Regions from separate parts of the Homo sapiens genome. Here region 1 is linked to region 2. Evidence: chromatin loops called from intact Hi-C (ENCODE). Cell type or tissue: endothelial cell of umbilical vein. All regions are shown on one strand. Each heading gives the region's core, and the rest is flanking DNA. Links, peaks and the distances in the headings are about the cores only.

Region 1 (10,107 bases), core at 1,071-9,070, 540 kb before region 2:
AAGAAGAGGAAAGGAAGGCGAATAAGAAGGAGAGGAAGAAGGAGAGGAGGAAGAAGAAGAGGAGGAGGAGGAAGAGGAAGAAGAGGAAGGAGGAGAAAGAGAGGGAGAAGGAGAAAAAGGAGAAGGATAAGAAGAAGAAGGAGTAGGAGGAAGAAGAGGAGGGAAGGAGGAAGGGGAGGAGGAGAATGAGAAGGATAAGAAGAAGAAGGAGGAGGAAGAGCAGGAGGGGAGGAGGAAGGGGAGGAGGGGAAGGGAGGAGGAGGAAGAAGAAGAGAAGGAGGAGGAAGAAAATCAGACAATGATAAAGGCTCTGCAAGACTGAAATAAGATGCTATGAAAGAGAATGATTGGGTGGTGCATAAGAGTGGAAGATCCAGGGAAGGCTCTGCTGACACTGAACTGAGATCTGAATTGCAGGAAGAAGCCAGCCATTGGAGGAATAAGGAGATCAATGATCTACACAGACAGAAAAGCCATAACATTGGGAGAAGTTTGGCTTGTTTGAGGATCTGGGGTTGGAGCACTTCCCCACTGCAGGGCGGGGAAGGTGAGGGCACTAAGGTAGGTAGGAGTTCTGTGAGCCAGGTTATATTGCCCCAAGGGCAAGGGGAACCCAATGGTGAATGTGGGAGCCATGGGGGCACTGCTCAGCTCCCACTTCAAGAGAGGACCTGCTGGGACCAGAGCAGGCAGTGGACAGCCTCCAAGTGCAGTGCCACCAAGATCCTCCTGCAGTGTTCGACCTGCGGCCATACTCCGCCCAAAGACCAATCTCTACGGGGGTGCATGAGCCCGGACTCCGTTGGGAAGCTCCTTGCTGGTCTGGCTGGGCTTTCTCAGAGCTGCAGTGTGGCCTGAAGCTCTTCCTACCCTCTCTTCTTTCCTTCAGCTCTCTCTTCTCCGGGGGTCAGACCCACATGCTGGTCTGAAGGCTCTCCCTGCCTCCTTGTGCTTCCTCTCTTCTGCATACTCTGCAGGTCTCCCCTGGTAAACTCCTTTCCTTTCCAACTGCATCCTGCCTTCTGCTTCCCAGAGAGCCTGGCCTGACAGAGTGGGGTTTTAATCAGCACGCTCTGATTATAGGGCTTCGAGTGGAGCAAATCCATCAGCAGCTGCTCAGGAACTGGAGAGAGTAAGGTGGCTTGAACCACGGCTGTGGTAGAGCAAGGGGAAGATGGTGAGTTGGGGGATGCAGCATGCTTTTTGGATGTAGAGTTGACAAGGCTTGCTGATGAGATCTGATGTGGGGGTTGGCAAAAGAGAGAAGGAAAAAATGGCCTCCAGTTTTTGGCTGAACATCAGGATAGATGGCAGGGGTATTTCCAGAGGTGGGATGACTCCATAAGGGATGAACTGGGGCCAGATCCTCAAGTCTTGGCCATGTTTGAGGGGCCTGTTAGACACTTGGAAAAGGTCTAATTGTCCTCTGGACGCAGGGGGCAAGCTGTTCTTCCCATGAAACTGTCTTCGACGCAGCAGTCAGGGTTAACAACCGCTACCATTTAGTGGGCACGTGGCACATACCAGGCGTGGTGCTAAGCACACCTATTGCCAGGATCCCAGACTCAGACCGGGCAACTGTGCCATGCTAACAGCTCTGTGGTGGAGCTACAGATGCTTAACCTGTCCTACAACAGGGCATCTGTCTTTCCAGCTATTTTATATCCAGTTGGGTCTCCTACTCTAAACTCTTTTCTAGCAGGTGGGGCATGGTAGTGTGCATCAGTAATCCCAGAAACTCAGGAGGCTGAAGTGGGAGGATCTCTTGAAGCCAGGAGCTGGAGACCAGCCCAGGCAACACAGTGAGACCCCCATCTCTAAAAAAACTTTTTTTGAAATTAGCCAGGTGTGGGGTCCTGGGGTTTCTGGGGTCCCTGCTTCTAGCCCCTCTGGCGGGTGAGCCCCGCGGGGAGGGTCCCAACGTGGCAAGGAGACCTACAAAGGGAGGCCGAGGCACCGGTGCAAGCACAAACCACACAGCAAAATTAGCCAGGTGTGGGGTCCCAGGGTTTCTGGGGTCCCAGCTACTTGGGAGGCTGAGGTGGGGAAGGCTGCTTGAGCCCAGACGTGGGAGGCTGCAGCAAGCTATGATGGCACCACTACACTCCATCCCGGGTGACAGACAGACTGAGACTTCATCTCTAAAAATAATAATAATAATAATAATAATAAGCTCCTTTCTACCAGAAACCATGTCTAGCCTATATCTGAACTCTCAAGTATGGACCATGGGGGCTTTGCCTACAGCACTGCTCAGGCAGCACGGGAATTCCCAGGAGCTTTTGGAGCTGCATCCAAACTCCAGGAAGGGCTGCCCTTTTCAGTGACCTGCCCTGGCATCCCAGTGCTGGGTGGGAGGGAGCCCTCAGCCCTCCTTCGGTGGGGTAGTGAGGTTTCTGAGCAGAAATCCCAACATCATCTTTCTCATGAGTCCCTCTTTCTGCCCTGTTTGAGAAGGACAGGTTGAAATGCCATCGCCCATCGCTGGGGGCCTCAGCCTTCACCTCTGCCCTCAGGAAAAATGCTCCTTCCCAGGAGGCTACTAACATGGACTATTTGCCTGGTAGAGCCAGGGACCCCGGGGTCCTGATGTTGGGGATCTGCAGGCCCTATCCCCTCCAATCTGCAGAATAAAATAAATCCACAGCCCTCTTCTTCTTCCCAGGCACTGAGGCATCTTCTGCAAAAATAACATTTTCTTCTCTTTCCAGAGCTATGGGTGCATGAACCAAAGGGAGGGCCAAGGCCCACTGGTCCCCATTGCCACTGGGAAGCTCGCCTGCAGGATCCGGAGTGCCTCGGCGCCATCCTCCCTGGAAGAAAGCTCCCTTGTTCCAGGCACACAAAGGATGTGCGCTGGGCAGGCGACAGGCCATGAATGCTAATGGCCCAGGCGCTTGCAGGCTCCAGCTCTGCCTGGCGGGAAAGCCAGCCTGGTGCCTCTGCCACTCTTCACGCTGAGCCAGCCCTGGCCTGGGGCTGCAATGCACATGGCAGCTCCCTTTCCTGGGGACCCCATTTCTTTGCAGTGCGGTGGCCCTGTCCCAGGCCAGAGGCGTGGAGCCCTCCCGTGCCTATCACGTGGGAGCGCCTGGGAACCCAGGCAAGCATCTGTTGCAGACTGCACAAACGTCTAAACATCCGTGCAAACTTGGACCAACAGGTCCTGCTGAAATGTGCTAACCATCTGCTTTTCCTTAGCTGTTTTTGAGCAAATTATGTTTATTATGTTAATTTATTTTACTGTCAACAACACAGAATGACACAGTTGCTGCTAAATATCATTATATATCTCAGCCTGGCATATCACCAGCAGGGCTTTTTTTATTTTGTATTAATTTTTTTGTATATACAACAAGAATAAATACATATTGAAATGTCGATCTATTTAAAATGGTGTCCGGGATGGTAAAGTCATCTGTACAGAAGGCCCTGGTTGCTCACCCTTCCAGCAAAGGCTTTTGCTAGGAGAGGCAGCACAGCGGCCATCTGGGTGGGGGCCTAGGCCTGCAGCCCGCCCAGGTCCCTCCAGACAGTTCCATGTTTGGCCAGGAACATGGGGCTTCTCAGAAGTTTGTGGGGTTAGGAAAGAGAGAGAGCGAGAGAGACAGAGACAGAGAGAGAGAGAGAGAGGCTCCCAGGCGCCTGTTTTCTTCCCCAAACGTCCTCCTCCCTTAAAAAATCCTCCCATTTTCCAGATGGCCAAGCCAGGGGGACCCAGAGGAGCCAGGCAGAGAGAGGGTGTGCCCTAGTGACTCACTGGGAACCACCCTGAAACCCAAACAGCTGGCCAGGGGTTGCAGCTTATAATAATTACGTTTTTGATCATTTCCCCCCTGCAGAGACCAATAAACTCCACATTTCCAGAGAAAGAGAGAGGAGAAAAAATAAGGGCTGCTGAGCAGGAGGGAGGGAAGCCTGACAAGGAGAAGATCGTTCTGGAAATGTACCAAATCATTGCGCGGGGCATGAAGGTACTGCTCTCCACAACTTCCTTAATGCTCAGCTAGTGGCCAAGCTAAGGAAGCTCAAAGTAGCACCATGCAGACTCAAATAGTTCATCAATTAGGTAATAAGCAACAGAAGGTAAGTGCAGTTTCCTGGGAGGAAACCAGGGCCTCAGACAGACACCAGAGCCCCTGCAGAAATGAACAGAGTTTCTTTCATTCCGCTCACAGGCCCGACTGAGATTTCATCTGCACACCCCAATTGGGGGGCAGCAGGAGAGGCCAGGGTGGGCTGCCCTGTGTCGTGGAGGGGAGGTTTGCCTGCGGACCCCTCAGAAGCTGAGAAAAATCCCCAGGTGGCGTTTTCACAGCACCAATGACCTGCATGGTCAAAAGATGTGGTAGCCAGGTGGCTGCTGGCTGTCCCTGCAAATATTTGGTTTCAGAGAATGAGTCGGATTACACAGTTTCATATTTGGAGGCTGAGAGAGCTGCGGCCGTAAGCCTCCATCCTGGCTTGTCTGCAGCAGCCAGTAGACAGCCCATAAAAACACGGGGCTTATGTTCACACAGATGGCTGTTGGTTTTATCGACTTGGGGAGAGGAGCAGAAGATGGTCACGGTGCAGCTGCCTGAGACTCTGTCAAATGGGTCTCAACTGCTGGGGACACAGTGACCATCGAGGGCCACCTGGGTCCTAGAGGCCCCATGAGGTCTGGACATTCTCAGAAGGCTCCCTCCACACCCCTGAAATGTGTACAGGACTCTGTCACTACCCACCTCCCAGAGCCACCACCCTACCTCCTCCCAGTCCCACCAAATGAATGACTAGGGCCCGGGCTTGAAGGATGGCCACAGCGCTGGTTCCTGTCCCTCTGGGTCTCAGGCTGGGCCTCCTTCCTTTCTCTAGGAGCCCACTCAATCCTTGGGAAACAATAATACACTGTTTCACCCTAAAATCGGTGCCTAAATTTTATCTCTTCAAGGGTATCTTCTGTTTAATTGGGAGCTAAGCCTTGAATCAAAGAAACGGATCCGTCATTGCAGAATGTCTTACTTAGTAGATGGCATGAAGGGAGAGCGTCTGGTGCCCTGTGTGTTAACCTCATTGCAGGGAGGAGAAGAAAGTGGGCAGAGACCATCCCAGCCCCACTAAATCCACGCTACCGCCCGGGAGGATCCCAGAAAAGGCAGGGGAAGGGGCTTGGAGAGGGAGGCTGGCCACACGGTGGTGCTATTGCCCACGGCGGTCTAGTTGGCCTCCGAACTGGGGGTGGAGGGTGGGAAGTGGTTAGAACCATCCCCAGCAAAGAGAGAAGAGAGTGCTGACTTCAACTCAGTGGCAACCAGGGGGCATAGATGAAAAAAACAAATTGCAAATTCTTCCACCTCGGCCTCAATCTCTGTGATAAAACCCTGCGGTTCTCTGATGATTTCTGGGGTGATGGGGTGGGGCTGGGTTAAGAAGAGACTTATACTGTGATTCCTGGGTTGGGGGACGGCGCTACGACTCTAAGGTTTTAAGCAGTGATCCCAGCAGGTTAACTGGGGCAGTAAGTGCTGTCTTTCTCGGGGAGGGAGGGAGTTCAGCTCCAAAGGCGGCCTGGTTCGCAGGCTCCTTTCCCTAAGATCCTTTAGAAATCGTTCCCATCCCAGAAAGGAAGCTGGGGCGCAGCTGTGAGCGCCCCCCTCTCCCCCCGCCTGCCCCCACCCCCTCTGAGCTCCCCGCTTTGCTCTGAAAAAAACCAAAAGCATCTCTCGATGCTGGGGTTTCTTCACATAAAGTGATTACCACGTGTCAGAAATAAACTGCAGTCCCCTTTGGAGAACAGTGAGGTTGGATCAAAAAGGAGAACTATTTCAAAACATGCTGCCAGCTCGTCTTTTCAAAAATTTTTCTTTTTTTTTTTTTTTTTTGGATGTGGGGAGGAGGATTTCAAAAACAAAAAAAAGTAAGTCAGTATCTTCTCACAACTGCAGCTGATTTCCTGTGTAAACGAAAACCATGTGATATTCCATAAATGCTTCCAGCTCTAAATTACAGGAAATGAAAACCATCATGGAAAAGGAAAGCTTTCAGAATAAATCCCCACTTCGGATCCCGCCGCGGCGAAGCTGCGCTGGGCCGCCCGCACACACCTGCGGGTCCCCGAGCTCGCCCGGGCGCCCCCGCCACCGTCCCCAGAGCGCGCAGGGAGCGGGGCGCGCGATCACACCCTCCGCGCTGCGCCCGACCACTCGGGCTTTCAATTAGGAGCCAAGCTGAGAAAAGTAGGCTTTTCTTTATGCACGCCTCGCCGAGGTCAGGTTACGACCTCTCAACCGTCTTCAATCGGCGGTGGCATCCATATTCATGAAGGCTAATTAACTCTGAAAGGCTCGGCGGGGCTGGCCCTCCCCGGGCCGCCCAGCGCCGCCCCCCGCGGTGCAGGGGTGGGTGAGTGGGGGCCCCGAGCCCAGTACCCTCTCCTCCCTCCCCCGACAACCCGCCAGGCATCTTCCCAGGGCCGCCCGGCCTCCGCAGCTGCTCCTGGGCCGGACTCCCGAGCACGCACTTGTGCGCGGGGACACGGGGTCCCAGGGCGCGGGGACCAGTCAGGCGAGGAGAATTAGCTGCGTCATTTGTCGCCATCCTAGCAACTCGAGCTTACTTCTCCCGATAGCTCCCTCCTGGCCGCTGCTCCCAGGGGCCGAATGTGGGAAAGGGATGCTAATTCCAAGTGAGAGTTCATGCTTGGGGTTTCAGGCAGCCTTGCAGATGGGCGGCCCTGGGACCTAGGTTATAGCCCCAAGCCAATGGACTGTGGGGGCGCGCGGGGAAGTCACTCCACCTCTCTGGGCTCTTTGCGTTTGCTCTGAGATGACAAGAGGCTGTTAGGCTGGAGAAACTCCTTTCCACTTAGTGAAACGTCCCAAGAGGTCTCTCCTGCGGCCTTATTTCCCCAGCTCTGCATGAGAATTTTTAGGTTTCCCAGTTCTGCAGGAGCCAGCAGGTTCTGAGGTTCCCAAGGGGTGGCAACTTGTAGGGTAACCTTTTCTACTTCTTCCTGTATCCATCAAGGTCCTTACATTTTAGATTTTACAAACGGACTTGAACTAGTTTAAGCAAACTAGAAAATTCTGTTTTGTGGATAGAGACTTTGCTCATGGACCCATGGGCCTGAGATACCTCCAGGCTCAGAAAGTTCTTCCTCCTTCTTTCACCTTTTCTTCTATATTCCTGCTGCTTTGTTTTTATTGGCCGACTGACTGCCTCAAGGCCTGTTTCTCAGTCCACATAGGACAGAAGATGGTCCTGCCACTGTTTATCAGTTTACATCTGCTCTATTCAACAGGGGAGTCCAGCCTGAAACTGCATCTCCAGAATTCAGGCACAAAATTCAGTTTACATCTGCTCTATTCAACAGGGGAGCCCAGCCTGAAACTGCATCTCCAGAATTCAGGCACAAAATATGGGGCTGGCCCAGCTTAGATCACATGCCCAGCTCTGGTCCAGCCAATTGAGAGCAGAGGGCCAGCCACATGGTACTCACTGCCACCATGGGACTGCCCTGTGGGTAGGGGATGAATCAGGGGTGAGCTGGCCAGAAATGGCTAAGAGCATCTTCTGCATGAACTCAAGCCTGATTTCAAGTGGGTGCAAGGTAATTTCTTTCAGAGACAGATAGCTCTCTGGGCTCCTGACCCAGAGTTGGCTTCACCTTTTTTATTTCTTTTGTTTCTTTTCAGAGATGGGCTCTCACTCTGTCGCCCAGGCTGGAGTGCAGTAGTGCAATCCACAGCCTCAAACTCCTGGGCTCAAGGGATCCTGCAGCCTCAGCCTGCAGAGTAGCTGGGACTACAGATGCGTGCCACCACATTCAGCTATTTTTTATTTTCATTTTTTGTGGAGATGAGGTCTTACATTGTTGCCAGGCTGGAGTGCAGTAATGTGATCAGAGCTCACTGCAGCCTCAAACTTCTGAGCTCAAGTGATTCTCCAGCCTCAGCCTCCTGAGTAGCTGGGGCTACAGTTGGGCACTAACCACACATGGCTAATTTAAAACAATTCTTTTAGCAGTGGGGTCTCGCTGTGTTGTCCAGGCTGGTCTTGAATGCCTGTCCTCAAGCGATCCTCCCACCTTGGCCTCCCAAAATGCTGGGATTACAAGTGTAAGCCACCACACCTGACCATGGCTTCACCTAATAAGAAAGAGGAGGGGACAGAATTCCCAGTGCAGAATTCAGGGGCACCAGGAAGAACATACCTGACCTCCCTGTACTTCTTAGCAGGGAGCCAGGGATGAAGTCAGAGGCCCACCATGACCAGAGAAGCAGACAGAGAGCCCACTCTCCATCAGAGACACTTCTGTGGCTGGGCCTGCCTATGGTGATGGGATTGCCACACTAGGGCTCCTGCTGGGTCCCCTCCATCCTGCACTAAGATGAGAGGTCTAAGGCAAGCCCTGTGCCGCCCATTCTGGGGGAACCATGGCCTACCTGCAGATGCAACTACCAAATCAACACATTAGACCGAGTCGGGAAGTGAAATACTCAGAGTTCTTAATCCTAAAAAAAGGAAATCTGCTTTAGCTAGTCCATCAGAAAACGGATTTCAGTGTACTAGTCAAGATGCGCTAACCCTACAACAACTGCAAACTCAGAGTGGCTTAAGACAATAAGAGGTTTATTCCTTGTTCATGTCGCCATGCAGGCTAGTGATCCAAGAGCCCAGGCTCCTGTCTTCTCATGGCTCCAGGGCTCTTGTCATCTCCCAGCGGATCCTCTGCGCCTTGCTAGGCGATAAGAGTGTGGGTGATTGTGAGAGGCTTTAGGGACCAGGCATGGATGTCTGTCGCTTCTCTCCACGCTCCATTAGTTGGGACTCAGTCGTGTGGCCACGCCTAAGGGCAAGGAAGGCTGGGAAAGGCAGTTCAGCTCTGTGTGTGCCTGACAACGGGGACAAAATGGGACTGGTGAGCCCTGAGCCATTCTCTTGGGAGATCAGAGCAAGCTCACAGAGTCATGGGCAGCCAGGAGTCAGAGTTGAAGCTAAACGTCCGGGAGCGATCCCTAAATCCCGCCACAGAACTTGCTGAGGAAACAGCAGTGGTTTCTGCCACTCATAAGCACAAAATGCCACAAATCTGCTTCATCACAAATGCCACATCTGCTAGATCTAATGGGACATGACCTTGCACTGTCTGGGAAACAGCATAAAAGCCAATGTCTCTGCCGTGGCTCAAAACAGAAAATTAATGCACCAGGCAGATTCCCTCCTGCACCTTTTTTCCCTTCAGGTTATTAATTTCCAAATTGAAGTCTTGCACAGGAGCATATGAAAGATAGACTTAGGTCACAAGACTTCTTCTTTCCTGCAAGGGATCCTGGGATTTTGAGTTCTCACTTTTACTCTGGGAAGGTGGGACTCATATTGTGAGCTTGTCCTGTAGTCAGGTAATAGATGGCATCTATGAGCAAGACAAATGTCCCCCATTGGAGGTGAGCAAAGAGGGAGGCCCCTGGCTATTGCAGCTCTGGCTGGGCCTAGGTAAAATGGTGTTGAGGATGAGTTATAAACTATGTCCAAGCTTGCACAAGCAAAAGGCCAAGTGGCAGAAACATAGGTCCTTGGAGTCAGGAGGAAAAGTCAAAGGTTATCAGTCCAGTTCCCAACTTCACACAGGCATCCTGTCTACCAAAAGTGCCCTATGATGGGTCAGCCCCACTGAAACATTCACCGGGATGGGTGACTCAGCACTGCCTTACAAGGCAGCCTCGTGGATCACTTTTTGTTCTTAGGAGTTTCTTTTTTTAGGTGAAGCAGAAACCTGGCTTTCTAGAACCTCTACCTCTGGCCTGAGTTCTGTCCTGGGAAGCCACACAGAACGAATCTGCTTTTCATGTGTATGACAATTTTAATGTTCCACTCTTCTGTGGTTTTTCTCATCTTCTTGAGGCTGAACATCCCTTCTTCTCTACACTCTGTTCCTCACATGGTGATCTCTTAAGAGAGACCCATGGGCAGAGGGTAGAGGGACAGATCCCCAAATGGCAGTGCTGTAAATTTCACCACTCCCTGAAACAGTCTCAGAGGGGTGCATACACATCCCAATGTGATTGATGGGAAAATGGAGAAATCAAAGCAAGAGAAGAAATCCAGGGTCCAGATCAAGACTTG
Region 2 (10,107 bases), core at 899-8,898:
AGAGAATGAGAAGGGTGTGACCAGGGATCTTAAAGTTGTGGATATAATTGGACACAGGGTATTTATCACCATCTTTCTCATGTAAGTTTAATACAATGGTAGAACATCTAAAACCTGTTACTGATTGCAAACATTTTAAATGCATGTACACCAAGGATGTTCAATCCTTGCCTCTGTTCAGAGGCAACGACTGTAACTGAGGATCTGTGGTTTACAGAACACCAGCACTGTAGGTCAAAGAAACAGCCATACTCTGTAACAGAATCAATCAGCTGCTAAAAGAAGTCAAGATGACAGAAAAAAGAAATACGTGGATACAAAAGAGAAAAAACAGCAGTAGAAACCAGCTATCAGACCACTGATATCATGGTAAATAATTAAAATTCACTTAAATCAAAAATATGTGTGTTGCTTCCTCTCAAGTTACCTACATATAATTAAGTGTAGAAAAAATTAAATGTTATTCATATTCATAAGTAATATTAGTAATAGAAACTACAATCTAACTTCTATGGAGGCAGCCTTTGAAAGAAATCCTTTTTAATTACTGTGACTTCATGGAAAACACTAGTTTTACTTTTTGGATATTCACCGACATCCTGCAAACATCTTTCTCCATATATTTATATCTATCTCTGTATTACACACGTTCCTGAAAAATCACCTCGTAAATAAGAAACTACACGTGTTAACATTTCATTGACTTACATTAAAAATAGGAGCCTCATTCCCCAGAGGGGTAAGAACCATTCTGTGGTAAACTATGTAACAAAAATCACATGGAAGTATGGAGAAAACATTTGTCCCTGTGATATCTCCTGGGAGGCTGTATTCGAAGGGCTGGCATGGGTCCTGTGGCCAACTGTGGGTTCTGCATCACCCTGTAGTCATGTTTCCTTCCTGACTCAATGACTGCAGAATTTGGTGAGACTGCAACAGTGAAATGACCATTGCCCTCCTTTGTTCCACGGTGAACTGCAAATCCAGAATTACTGTAGGTCAGGAGCCATGGTCAGAGACAAGAATTGAGTAGCGGCTTTATGGGACCTCTACATTCTGTACTTTGAGGGATAACATGTATCACATTCTTTTTCCTTCAAAAACTCTAAGATTAAAATTAGGTATTGAATTCAAGAGTTGCATTTACATGCTATCCTTCCATGAAATTAACGAACTTTAAATTTTGATGAAGACTAGAGAATTATACATTGCACTTCTCAATGTGTTTTGGAAGAGGTATGTGGGAATGATATGCTTCATGTGGAACACCGTGAAATCTCTACATTTTAAACTTAAGATAATTTTATGTCAAATTTTATCCTAATTTATACAGGAATCATATATGAAAAGCAAATAGGTGCAAAGGGTTTATGAAAAATTTATAGAAAAAACTCAGTATTGGAACTATTCTATCCATTTACATTTTTCCCTGTAAATTTGGAATAGTATAGAAATTCATTTTTAGAATATCTTCCCTTCAGCATATATAATCCCAGTGCTCAGTAGAAGCAGTGTGTTAACATTTCATTGACATATTAAAAATAAGCATATATATTGAATGTATGCTGTATGACAGCACTACAATTACTAAAACCAAGAATGCAGGATACATGTTAAAGTCATATATTAGTATCCCCTACCGTTTGATTTGAATAAACCTAAATTTTAATAATCTTCTTTTATAAATTGATTCTAAAGATTTTTCCCCTATTCTTTAGCTGTATTTAAGAGATAAGAAGCAACCGTCACACATGCATCATGTTTAAAGCAGTAATTTATTCTGAGATTTACTTTTGTCTGTTTTCTTTCCAGTCCAGGTATCAATATTTTCAAGAATATTAAAGTATAATAATCAAACATTCAATTCATAACATATATGCTTATCAGAAGCTTTTACAAAATGGAAATTTTATGTTAGAAGATTTGGGCTACCAGTAATATTCACTGTGCATATTTTAAAAAAAAAGGTGAACAGAGTTCATTGTTTAGGGAAAATGATTATGGAGAAACTAAAATCAAGAGCAATTTTAATGTGGATATTAATGACAGTGATCACTTTCATATCCATGACTTTATCTGTTCCTAAGGACTAAAGGGATGAAGGCAGATTATGTACCTTACTGTCAAGAACAGGGTCAGAAAAGGTCAACAATATTAATTTAAGAAATGTTTATTAAGCATCTACTATTGGCTACGTACTCCACTAGGTGTTGAGGACATAGAAATAAGAAAAAAAAGTTACCTGAAAAGGTACTTGTCCACAGTTTGGCCCAAACTAACTAAACCAGAAACCACTAAAGTAAGGAAGAAAATGACTTCTGTTTGTCTCTTCACTTCATCTCTCTATGAGGTGAGGATGAACACTGAAGGAAGCTTAGCAGGGAGGTACAGGCCAGAAAGAGAACATGAGAAAATGCTATTTGTAATACCTCCTAAGTTTAAGAGTAGGTAAAATGTGTGATAGAGCTGGAAAGTTTTTTTTTCCTTTCTGGTCAGAAATCAGGGTAGCTGTAAAAATGTTGGTGGGGTGGGGTCAATTCCATAGTCTATGACCTGATTCGGTAGGCGACTGAAAAACATTGTACAACTCTTAAAAAAAGGGAGGAAGAACTCACACTTAACCAAGCAAAGCAAGGACACCGTGTTGACATACACAAGTTTCGGTTAACATGGTATCAAGGAAAGCGAGGACTGCCTGTACTTAAAATGATCATTAAGACTAATGATTCTAGTTTTGGCATTGAGGATGAATGCAGATATATAGACATAATGTATAGCAAAGAATATTTACAGTCACATTTCATGGACCAATAAATAACGCATTTACTTCTCAAAATGCCCAAGAAAATGTGGGAGAGAAAATGTTCATTTATATTCAAGATTAAACTTTCTAACTTTAAATCATCAGACTTCAGCTGTAAATTTATTTCAGTTGAAAGGTTTGAAGACATTATTAATGAATATTCTAAAATTCCGGAAGGTGTTTAAAAGATAATTTTAACCTAATAAAAAAATCCTGCCATAGAAGTGACAAAAATTATAAGCATAAATTTATTGAGCACCTACTATGTGTCATTGTGCTAGGTGATGTACTACGTTATTTCCAATACTCCGGTCACGTTTCAGTTTTCTCAATTTCTCTATCAATAACTGCTACATTGTTAATTTATAACTATATTACTTGAAATACAGCTCAGCTTATTTATTCCATAAAGTTGGTCCCAAAGACGTTTCCTTATTCGAAGGAGGTGGGAAGCAGGAAGGAAACCTAAATCTAAATTCTACTTAATACTGAAGACGACTTTCTTGATATTTGTGGTTATCTGTATGGTCTTTTCAGAAATCCCAAAACTTGTACCAAGTCAAGGATAAAATAAGATAAAATCAGCAATCTATCAGGTTCAGAGATCACATCTGTCAGCCGATGCTTCTTGCCTTAAGGTCCTGCACGGCGATGACCGCTCATTTAGGAAGGAATTCATGGCCTGTGGATACCTTAGCTCTGAGTCCTGCCACCTAGGATCCCACGGTTCTACGCGAGGAAGAGGGCGGGGAGCGCGGACCGGGTGTGGGAGGCCGAGGTGACAGCAGGTGAGGGCCGGGTGCGGATGGGGAAGTGAGACAAGCACCGTGTGGGTATTACTCATTCCGCTCTACTAAGGAGGCTGCTGGCAAGCGGAACTTCTAGCCTCTCTTTCAATCCAGCTGAAGTTCAATCTCATTGAAGTCACTTCCCATCCCGGTTCGCTTGGGGGGAAACCAGGCGTCCCTGGAAGGGAAGGGAAGGGAGTCCGGGCTGCGCGGGTCAGGTAGCCTCTCTCCGGTCGCCGCGTGTCCTCGCCGTCCCCAAACCTGCCCTTCCCCTCATCAAGGGAACTCCCCGGGGAGTCCAGACCGCGATCCCTTTCCTTGGCCCCGGGGTGCGGGGGGCGGACACGCGAGGCGTGGGACTGATGGTAGCCCTGCCTCCAGGAAGCAGGCAGGCGGGGACCTCTGGGCGCTCGGAGGGGCAGCTCCGAGGGCACAGGGTACAGGGAGAATCAGCCAGATCCCTCCCTGCCCCGGGCAGCCGCGGCGGGTGTGGCCAGCGCGGAGGCAGGACGCCGCCGAGCCTCCAACTTTACCTTTCCAACTCCGACAGCCCGTCGCCTTTCTGACCGCGTCCCTACGGTTTCCCGGCATCCGCCTCCCTCTCCCCACCACACCTGAGGAAAACTTTTCCCTCGCCCCTCAATTCAAATTCAGCAGTGCCCACGGTTGCCGCAAACCGCCCGGTCCCTAGCAACAAGGTTCCGGCCGTAGAGCGAGAGCCTCTAGGTGTAAGGAAGGTGATGTCGTAAAGCCGGGAGTGTCGTAAACCAGGTGCGGTGGGGAGGGGGGAGGGGTGGAGGCGGAGGGGTGGGGGGGAAGGGGGAGGGAGGGGGAGGAGGTGACTCGAGCATTTAGACACAAGCGAGAGGATCATGGCGGATGGCCCCAGGTGTAAGCGCAGAAAGCAGGCGAACCCGCGGCGCAATAACGGTGAGTGGCGGAGGGGACCGGGGAGCGGCGGAGTCAGGGGGAGCTGGGCAGCCGGGGCGCCCCCGGGGGTGAGGGGGGCGAGCCGGGCTGGGGGCAGCCGGGGCAGGGACGGCAAAGTGGAGTGGGAAAGTAGAAAGTAGTGCTCTCTGCCCCCCTCCGCTGCCGCCGCTGCCGGAGCCGCGCCGCGGCCGCTCGCTCTCCCTGAACCGTTATGTCTCTTACCTGGTCTCTCTCCGCCTAGCGGCTCCCGCCGCCCCTGCCGCCTCCCTGGACCGTTAGCCGGCGCCGACGCCGCCGCATCCCCGGCGCAGGGCGGGCGGCCGGGACGCACTGGCCACTTTTCTGGTCCCGGGTGGAGCGGCTGTTGCTTCTTTCCGCACTTTTCCCCACTCTTGTGCCCTTCGGCGCCTCCCTCTCCCCCTCCTCCTGGCCCCCTCAGCGCGATTCTCCCTCAGCGCCCAGGCCCCCGGGAGCCGCGGAACAAACTTGTGCCCGGCGCTGACCGTGCAAAGTGGCTTCCGCGCGCCGCGGCCCCGGCCGGCGCCGTCGCTGTCGCTCGGGCCCCGCGACTCGGGCCGGGCTGTGGGCGCGCGGCAGGCGGGCTGCGGCGGCGGCGGGACGGGGCGGCCGCGGGTTGCGTGGGGTTTGTGCGCGCGTGTGCGCGGGCGCCGGCTGTGCGCGCCGCGGGCGGACAGGGTTCGGCCGGCGGCGGTAAAGTTGGGACCCGCGGGCCGGGCGCGCTCGCGTAACGGGGATTAGAGGCGCGGGGGCGCGGGTCCCTAAGCGCCCCTCCTCCCTGGCGCCTCCCGCTGCCCGGCCCAGAGCCCCGGCCTGGGGACTCCGCGGCGAGCCCCGCGAGTGGGGTCCACGTTTGGCGGGGCGCGGCGGGGCGGCGCGGGGAACAAGGCAGGAAAGGTACCCACTTAACGCCGCCGGGAGCCGCGCGGATGGGGGCGAGCTGGGCGGCGGGTGTGTTTGCGGAGTTGTTACCTGGGCTTAGAGACCGGGAAGCACCACAGACAGATCCCCCTCCCGGGGCAGACGAGGTCTCTGCGCCGGGATGGGCCGGTGTGCGTGCGCCTCGCGCTTTTCTCTTTCGGTTTTTGGGGAAGTTGTTACCTGGGCCGGACGCACGGAGCGCTGAAGCCGGATAATGGGGCTTGGATGGCGCTCTGGGTCTCGGGTGGAAGGAGGGTGGGGGAGGGGGCGGACGGACCGACGGACGCGCGGGGCTGCTACTTGCACCGCAGCTGCAGTGTTTATTGATTTGTGCTGCTGTGCCAAGGGAAACACACACCCCTCTGCCTGGCGTGAGAGTTAAAAAAAAAGAGAGACAGCCCGAGGGATCGAGACCTGAACATGTGGTGGTGGTTGCACAGTCGCCTTTTCCAGTTTGGAGAGACGTTGTAAGTTGATTGTATTTCTGGTTATCTCGGGGCGATGCTATGCTTTCTCTCCCTCTCGTGCAGCAGCGAAATGTCTGCTGATTGTTATTGTCTGGACAGTTCCTGTGGCGAGAGGGGCGAGACTTGTCCGCCCGGGGGCGGCGGGAGCGCAGGGAGAGCAGCCCCCGCCTGCGCCGCCCCGGTACCTGTTTGTATAATAATGGGCGGCAACGGCCCTGCCGCCGGCCGCAGCCCAGGCTATATAAGGAATTACACGTACATTTCGGACCGAGGGGCTCGCTTTGGTTCCTGCGTTATTTTTAAAACGACTTTTAAGAGAGGGGCAATAAATGCGTCTATAATGGGACCGCTGCAGCGTCGAGAAAACGAGGAAATACGTGTTTAGGAGAAAACTCTCTCGTGCTCCCCCAGCCCCACCCCCCGCGCCTGGGCTCCCTTTCTCCCTCCCCTCTGGGATGCGAAACGCGAGGTTTTGTAACCTTTCCTGGCAATTTTAGATTTTGTGTGGGATTTCCTGTCTAGAAGCAGATACGAAGATTTTTAAGCTGTTTCAAGATGTTTCCTTCCAATCCATAATTATATTTTTAATATATTCGAGCCATCATTAAAATCACTGCTTTCGTGATTTTAATTATTCAAATAAACACTTGCATTTTAAAGACGTCTGTTGATTATAAACGAAAGGTATTTTGGTATTCTCATTGTGGAGAGATGACTTGTTATAGCAAGGAGTGGAGCATAGGCTATTGCAATTTTAATTTCCTGTTTTAGCGTCAAATAGTGTGTGTTCCATATTGAGCTGTTGCCGCTGTTGCTGATGTGGCTTTATGAAAGGTAAGTTGGTTCGGAAAGAGCTGTTCGCTTTTTACCTTATTTAAAATGTTGATCGCCAGAGAAAGGGGCTTTTCTTGTTGCTGACGACATGTGTGTGACATGTGAGTCTGAACCACCCAGCGTCTGTGCAGCTGCTGTAAACATGTTTACCTGAACAGGAAAGAATGGATTTTTCTCCTTGAGATCCTGTGATATGAATATTACACTCGTAAGGCATATCAACAGATGACTTAAGGGGGGAAAAGCGATCCTGAAAGATACTTGAAATCAACAGGAAAGAGAGGTTCTTGATCGCTGCAGCAAATGGCAACTTGTGCAGGTAGAAAAAAAGATGGTGTTTAGTTTTCTCCTGCATGTATGTCAGCCCCCTCCTGTCTGCTGCTTTCATTCTCAAGGGAGGGATTTATTTACCACGCTTGCTGTCAGTGTTTTTCCTTTGTGTTTAATATTAGAAAAACAGATTTGCGTCTGTTTAGCACAAAACGTCTTGTCTGCAGTATGCATTACTCTCAGAAAACAAAAGGTGTTTAAGATAGCACTGTACTACTACAGGTATCTTCCATTTTCATCACTTTTGGCTCTGTCCTTGTATTTCTTTTTGTTCTCAAATGCATTTCATCCATTGCTGGTGATTATAGCCATGCTATTTGATTTAGCCTTATATTTTGCAAATTAAAAATGAAGTTATATTCCATTGTGTTGTGAAACCTCAGTATATGTGCTGGTTAATATTTCTTAGCAGTGCAGTCATATTTAAGTTGCAGATGTTTATTGGAGAAAATTGCCTGGCAAAACGTTAACTCTCAAATCTTTTTAATGAAGAAATATGTGATATATACAGTGGAAGATTGTCGTAGAGATAGTTTATGTTGTTATATATGTAAATAATGTTTTATTCATTTTGAAATAAGATACGTGGATTTTGCTGCTAAGCCTTCTGTAAAATATTTTAATTTCCTTTCTGGAATATGTCTGAAGGTAGGATATTAAAAGGAGTATCAGGTAATGTAACTGACAGGGGTAAACCAATTGAGTAAGGTTTGGCCAAAGCATCAAACCTTGTGTGGTAACTTAATGATGTTAGTCATCCGTAAAGGAGTGACATTAGAATTGCTTGAATTAGTTTTTACCATTTATAATTTCATGCTTTGTTGCATTTTAAAAAATCTGTCTTTTTCTTTTTCTGCTTTCTTCTATGTGGTTTTCTTCTTGTTCTACCTTTTTTTTTTTTGAGAGAGAGATGTACTCTACTAATGACCACATGCTGATTAATTCTCTTTAGATGGAATAGAAGGTACATATCCTTCTGTCATCAGCACCATTTCCCCTTGCTGTCATTGGAAACCACCAGTAGAGGATGCTAACAAAAATGATTATTGGTGTGGTAGCATCATAAGTCTCTCTATCGACTGTGCTGATTGGGACCTTCAGTATAATTCTGAGTCTTATTGTTACTTAAAACTAGCCTTGGTTAAATTAGGCATAAGCATTTTCTAGTTTGCCGAAACTAGAAAGAAGCAGGACTGTTTTAACTTGAATAATTTTATAAATTTGAGTTATTTAAGTCTCTAATTGAGATTGCTGTTAATTCATTCTTGTTTTAGAGCAGTTGTATTACTCCTTATTTTAAAAAGATTTTGTTTTATGTTCTTAGGTTTGGAGAAGAATATGTAATAATTGACCCATATTTATGTTGCATATTTAGAATACTTTTTAATCACCCCTTTTTAAAATTCATAGTAAGATCCCTTAAAATATATATTTTAGATGTTAAAATACATCTAAAATGGTCAAAGTTTAAGAGTAGCAAGGAAAATTACAATTGATTGATAATACTGTGTAATTATTTTTATATAACTTATGTAGACTTAGACTATGGATGGGTTGGCAGAGAGCTACTAACGGAGGTGGTAACTAGCAGTCACTTAGATGTTAGTGATTTTTAGATTTTATCTTTTCCTTCCCCTTCAGGTCTTTTCCTACTGGTAGCCCTCCCCCACCTTTTTAGTTAAGAATCAGTGAGTGCATACGTTTTAAATTTGTCAGTTGTAATTAAGGAATATAAGTTTGCTTTGAGATCTTATATGCAGTAAAACTCTGTAGTTCGTACGTTGCTGTATGCTTGTATTTAAATAATTCCTTTCAAGAAACTATATAAATTGCATATAAATAATTGCATGAGACTGTATTTAGTTATGTCTTTTCATTTTGTGTTCTTATAGGTATATTAATATAACTGTAAATTTTAAGCCTCTCATTAGGTAGAACATTAGAAGTATTTATTTCCTTAATTATTTTTAGTGGTGTTTTTATAAATGCATCAATATCAGTACCGTAATGGAATAGCCATACTGTTTATCTTGAACTAAGTAGGTATTGAATTGCCAGGTAAGCCTGTGTTAATTTCTTATTTTAGGATGTCATGGTTCTTCGTGTGTGTGTGTGTGTGTGTGTGTGTGTGTGTAAATAGTTTTTCATTTCCTGACAGGTATTTCTTGAATTTAGTATTCTAATTCCTGAGGGCTCAGTAGTGAATAGGTGTGATTCACTTAAATGTTTATGAACTCAGAAACTTTGCCACAAAGTCACGAGATACATTGTAGCATGGAGCAAAACTTAAAGTATCTTATAAATTGAAAATATTAATCGTTTATGAAGATGACCCTGATATAAAAAGCATGTGAAATATTTGTTTAATACTGTTTTCTTCCTTTCTCTAGTCTCTAGTATGTTTGAAATGGCATACCTCCTATGTAGTAGCTTTTGAAGCATGTGCTGAGAAACTTCTGTTAAATTGAGAATGATATTTTTAAAATAAGAGCATAATGATTTCTCATAGTTGTGTTTTTCTTTTGCTTTATCCTCTTGTGGATTTACCTGTATAAATCACTTTTAAGCATGTGGTTAGAGCCAGATGTAAACACAGATGCAGTATCATGTGGAATTATATTGTTAGCTACTCTTAACTACCTGTATTGAATTGCAGCAGAGGAGGAGAAAAATCATGCAGATGTTGGAAGAAGATATGCATTAGTGTGCAAGAGTACAGCGAGAGGTTAGAAAACTTGAAGCTGTAGAAATAGGATTGAAAAAGGTTTCTTTGCAGTACAGTCACTAATTTATGTGGAAATGCATGCTCTTTATTTCTAATTGAGATATAAGCTAAAATAAAAGTCCATTGTTGAAAGAAAACTCAAAAAATTTTAAACTAGAAAAAGTGTCCTGATTAGGAAATATGATAAAATGATTTTTTAAACTACTTTTTAAAGGGTAGATGTTGTACATATTACTGGCTAAATAATCATTCAACTAGATATGAACTAAAAGTAGTAAGCAAGTAGAAATA

Evidence for each region. Peaks named below come from ENCODE experiments on the same cell type or tissue, not always from the same donor. Only the 100,000 strongest peaks of a DNase experiment are listed, where the experiment ranks them.
Region 1: it touches region 2 in a loop (8-fold over the local background); 63 of 110 quality-filtered maps call a loop at or near these places.

The regions. Positions count from the first base shown.
Region 1 is chr10:30,778,865-30,788,971 of GRCh38, forward strand. No RefSeq gene overlaps it. Among named protein-coding and RNA genes, the nearest start is that of LINC02644, 61 kb to the left of the region's middle. RefSeq lists an enhancer at 4,282-4,782 and a silencer at 6,269-6,578. In endothelial cell of umbilical vein, for the core only: a CTCF peak has its summit at 5,178 (motif pointing right); DNase peaks (open chromatin) are centred at 5,307, 5,947 and 6,557; H3K4me3 peaks cover 569 bases; H3K27ac peaks cover 1,821 bases.
Region 2 is chr10:31,314,772-31,324,878 of GRCh38, forward strand. ZEB1 (zinc finger E-box binding homeobox 1) reads left to right here and starts at 4,445. Exons shown (of 9, transcript NM_001174096.2): 1 at 4,445-4,521. The coding sequence starts at 4,464. It overlaps ZEB1-AS1 (ZEB1 antisense RNA 1), which reads right to left and starts at 4,324. Exons shown (of 3, transcript NR_148979.1): 1 at 4,125-4,324. RefSeq lists silencers at 3,640-3,699, 4,440-4,889, 4,930-5,019. In endothelial cell of umbilical vein, for the core only: a CTCF peak has its summit at 4,804; DNase peaks (open chromatin) are centred at 900, 3,600, 4,200, 6,920 and 2 weaker places; H3K4me3 peaks cover 4,171 bases; H3K27ac peaks cover 5,745 bases.